Linked DNA regions of Homo sapiens: region 2 is linked to region 1. The links are chromatin loops, found by intact Hi-C in ENCODE. Cell type or tissue: ascending aorta. All regions are shown on one strand.

Region 1 (2,500 bases):
ATATATGACTTTTTTATTTTGAGATGTGTTCCGTCTATGCCTAGTTTGCTCATGGTTTTTATCATGAAGTGATGTTGACTTTTTTCAAATGCTTTTTCTGCATCCATTGTGATATCGAACAGACAACCTGCAGAATGAGAGAAAATATTTGTTAACTATTCATCTGACAGGGAACTAACATCCAGACTCTATAAGAAATTCAAACAACTCAAAAATAAAAGAAACCCCAAATAATCACATTAAAATGGGCAAAGGAAATAAATAGGCATTTTTCAGAAGATATATAAATGGCCAACAAGCGGATTAAAAAATGCTCAATATTTCTTATCATGAGCAAAATGCACATTAAATCCACAATAAGATGCCATCTTACACCAGTCAGAATGGCATCTTCTCACTTATAAGTCAGATAAAAATAATGTGTACACATGGACACAGAGTGTGAAATGATAGACAATGGAGACTTGGAAAAGTGGAAGAGTAGAAAGCGGGTGGATGATAAGAAATTACTTAATGGGTACAGTGTATATTATTTGGGCGATAGGCACATTAAAAGCTCTGACATCACCAGCACACAATATATCCATGTAACAAAATTACACCGGTCCCCATAAATTATACAAATAAAGAAATAAAAAGTAAAAATTTCTGTTCCTTAGAGTTTATCCTCTTTTCTCTTTTGACTCTATATACCTTTTCCTGGGCCAGATTAATGGTTTTGAGAACCTCAGAAAACATCCCTTCCATCACTGTCCCGTGATATATAAATCAAAAGTAAACATTTAATTTTTAAAATAAAGCAAAATTAATATTGTCTGCAGATTTTCAGAATATTTTTTTTTCAGAAATAGATTTCTGAATATATTTTCAATATTGAACTTTCTCTCTCTTTGCTGGTTCCCTGAGCACAGGTCCCAGCAACTTAACATATCATCTTGCATATTGTCAAGTGCTTATTCAATAGTAGCTGACTATATTAATGCTGGAGATGAACTCTAAATGGAAAACAAGGCAGATAATACTTCATTGCTTCCCTCTCCTAGGTTTGCTGATATTGCTCTGCTGTAGAATCCCCTTAAACTACAGAGTCTAGTTATATCTGAAACAGCCAAACTCCAAAGAGCAGTTTATAGGACCTGCTGCCACTGGTAGGCAGCAAAAAACAAAACTACACCCAAAGCCCAACCTCTCTCCTCACTCTGTCTTTGACAACTCTTTGTATGGTGACTAAGGGCAGAGCAGATTCTTGGCAAAAACACTCTATGATGATAAGCTCTCGGGGCCTGGGTAGGAATGGGCAATGTAATTCCACAGGCATTACACCAGGTTTAAAAATAGGAAGCTTTTCCCGGGAAGAGTAGTTATTGTTGGTAACTGGAGCGGACATGATGTGTCTCAGCTAATGGTAAAAACTTGTGAAGTCATCCAGTATTTTAGTCATTCTTTTGTGCTTCTTCTCTCTTCTCTTAAACCTCTTTCCTCAATTGCTTTAGAACATTTTAAAGATTTTCTTCAAATCCTGTTTTCAAGCAAAGCATTCTTTCTGTAATCTCCCTCTCTCTCTCTCTCTTTCACACACACACACACACACCAGAAGTCAGTTATTTTTGACAGCATACATGCACTAAACTGAACTCTAGACTTTCTGTTTTTTTTTGAAATAGAGAAAGTAAACTGGTCTTATAAGAACATTGGTCATTGAAAATTCTTTACACTTTGACTTTAGAGGTGAGGGGGACATACTCATTAATTCAGAGAGGAATTACTGGGCAACTACTAAATCTCAGACCCTGTGCTGAACACTCAAGGCACAATACTGAACAAGCCCAGACAGCATTCCTACTCCCACAGTCTGTGGCTTAATTGGGGAGTCCTCAAGAAGCAGCACTCTGCCAGGCACTCTGGCAGTGAAAGTAAAAGGTGTCACAAAAGTTGTGGACAAAAGCACCAGACCAGGATTTAGGGTATTAGGAAAGCCTTCCCAGAATTGACATCTATACCAAAATCTGTCAGATGAAAAGAAGTTATCCTGGAGATAGGCATGGAAGGGAAGGCAGATGCTATTGGTCCAAAAGCCCAGTGGCCCGGATAAGAGAGAGGGAAACATTCACGAGAGTTAGAAGGAAGTAGAAAGATTGATGCTAGAGAGGTTACTAGCAGCCAGATCCTGAAAGGTCTTGTAAACCATAGTAAGACATTTAGAGTTCCTTAAAGCAGAGAAGGAACATGATTAGATCTGCCATTTTTGAAAGGTTAGTCTTGAGAAAGCGTGGAGTTTGTATTCAAGGAGTGCAAAACACGGAACAGAGAAGCTTACTAGAAGGGTGTGGTTGGATTTAAGAGATATTTATAAATAGAACCAACAGAAATTGACAATTAATTGAATGTGGTGTAGTCAGGAAGAGGAAGAGTCCAAAATAATTTCTCAGTTTTTAAATTGAGTAATTGGACAGCTCAGGCAGTGTGAAACAGAAAGAATAACAAGTTTGGGTGGGAATTT
Region 2 (2,500 bases), 190 kb after region 1:
GCTCTCAACTGGCTCTTTTTCTTTTTGTGTAGTTTCCCTTAAATAATGAAGTTAGTTATTAATTCTTTATAAGTATTTAAACATAATTATATAAATATATTATATATATTATATTTTTTGCTGTTTACTAAGCTAAAAATTATTCATTGTTCCACACATGCTGCTGTGAAGTTCACATTCAAGATGAATGTTGAGACTTTGAGGACAGAAAGGCAACTTATTTTCCCATCTTTCTATGGATGCGGATTGGCAGGTTGAATGGGAAGTACAGAAGGAGAGAGAGTAATTAGATGGAATTCTGGATGCTAGCATGTAAAGCTAATCATCTTTTTTTTTATGACCTGGGAGCTGGGCCCATTTTATGACCAAGGAGATGGGGAGTTGGAATGGTGGTACTAAGAGGCATAGGAAGTTGAGTGTGAATACCATTGGTGATGGGTCCAGGAGAACTAGACTATGGTTCTTGAATATCTGTCCACAAAGAATATACTAACTTTTGTCAACTTCTCAGAACTCCCAACTGGAGTCGGTGAGACCTAGGATTTTCTGCACTTCCACACATGCCTGTTCCAAGTGTGGCTGTCAGCCAGTCAACAAGTTTGTACTATGGCCCATTCTCTGATCACCAGGATTACAGGAACTCACACACTCCTCATACTTGGCCTGTAGTCCTACTTCTTGTTAGAAGTCTCCAAGTCTGGCCAGTCACATGACCAAGTGTTGATTTTTCTGGAGGAAAAATTTTATGGAAATGATATAGGGGAAAGGTGGGAGGAGATGAAAGAACAGGCAAGAGCTGTCAGGGTTAAATCCAGGCCCGGGCATGAGAATGGAAGTGATCAGGGAGACTCGGTCCTTGTTCCAAGTCTCCAAAGAAGACCAAAGTGGGTCCCTTGAGCAATGAAGAATCTGAGATAAATTCTCTTCAAGTATCATGTACAAAATCTGTGAGCCAGAGATTTTGACTTGAGCAAGCCATGGAAATGCATGGAGCAAGGGTGACACTCTGTGGGGAGACAGAAGAATTTCAACTATTTAATGTCCATTTTGTTGTTTTTACCCTTTCTTATCCAATAGATGGAATGCACATGAAATGACCATATTAAGCCTCTCTCTATTTACATCCCAGGCTCACTGGGATGTGATCTACTGCAGTTACATTTTCTTGTAACGGTTTCTGGATTAGACCCTAGGGAAAGTGAGTAAGGAGCCAGTTTCTGTTTAACATTCTAGTTTTACTCATTTTAGGAAGGCTGTGAGTGAGGCTTGTCTCCTTTAAAGTTTCTTCTCCAATGGAAACCAAGAACAGACAAAATTTAGAGCTCAGCTGTGGTCTCTTCTCATCTTCTGCTCTTTTGCTTTGACCACAGTTTTTCTACTCTTCCCATCAACACTAGAGCAATGGCTGTGCAAATAGGAATAGGAAATACTACCACAATGATAGAAATATTATCCACACTATCACGTAGGGAAGAACAATATCCTGAAAGAGAATAAAACACGAATAAGGTGATGTACCCACATTAATCTGTGGGTTTGTGGAATGAGGGTTGCAAAGTTATTGGGAAAAGGAAAGAGCAGAGTTCACCCATTCAAAAAAAACCTTTTGTCTACTAATCTCTAGTGTAAAGAAAATGTAGTTCAGATACCATTCATTGTCTTGGGTCATGCTTAGTGCCCCCAAGAAGACAAACATATTTATTCTTGGGATTCTGATAGGCTTCAATATGCAAAGGACAATGGAAAAGTTTAGACACTCTATTTTCAAAATTTTATAAACTTGTTTTATTGGGGAAAATGTCCAAATTGCTAGACACATTCTAAGTTCTGCCTTGGAGAATCCTACTTTGTCTGAGATTGAGGCAGAGGAATTGTTATCCTGGGCATTACTCAGCTCAGGAACATGGAGCCTGTGGTTCATGCCAGTGTGTGTCTTCATGCAGTCTCTCCACAAGAGCAACAGTAAGAACATTTCTGTTTTAAATTTCATTTTAAAATATTTTATTATCTGCAATTCACCACTGCTCTGGGAAAGCAAAAGGAAAGTTCCTGTTGTGTGTGAAGAGCCTCTTAGGCTATAAGGCTTCCCAGCCATAGTCAGCTATAGCTATTCAGAGACAGCAGGTTCTTCCAGTCTTTGTTCCTGGGACCTGATGTTTTGAGCAACTCAGGTCACTGATAAAGTGGAAGGACTAAGACACTGTGGTCACAGATCCCAGCAACATCAACTCACACTCAATCCATGTGGTGGTCCACATTCTGCTACTCTTATCCACCCATGTGGTCATTGAGAGCCTTTCTCAGAGACTCTTCTGTGTGTTTGATTGTGCCCAGGTGGCCCAGGGCTAGCTGGCTCTAACAACTAGCATGACAGCCTCCAATCAGAAAGGCAGGTAAGGGGACAGGGTGAGGAGAATGGGCAGATACTGACAGAAATTAAAGTAAAGGGATTGTGAAAGTAAAGAGCTCTTCCTGATTCTCATCTTCTCTTTTTTCTATT

What was found. Peaks named below come from ENCODE experiments on the same cell type or tissue, not always from the same donor. Only the 100,000 strongest peaks of a DNase experiment are listed, where the experiment ranks them.
Region 2: it touches region 1 in a loop (7-fold over the local background); 3 of 110 quality-filtered maps call a loop at or near these places.

What each region holds. Positions count from the first base shown.
Region 1 is chr1:176,655,212-176,657,711 of GRCh38, forward strand. The region is part of intron 3 of PAPPA2 (pappalysin 2); the gene reads left to right. Among named protein-coding and RNA genes, the nearest start is that of PAPPA2, 190 kb to the left of the region's middle. In ascending aorta, a CTCF peak has its summit at 1,125; a DNase peak (open chromatin) is centred at 1,260; H3K27ac peaks cover 1,772 bases.
Region 2 is chr1:176,842,910-176,845,409 of GRCh38, forward strand. PAPPA2 (pappalysin 2) reads left to right here. Exons shown (of 23, transcript NM_020318.3): 23 at 1-2,500. Among named protein-coding and RNA genes, the nearest start is that of MIR488, 190 kb to the right of the region's middle. In ascending aorta, a CTCF peak has its summit at 1,007; a DNase peak (open chromatin) is centred at 642.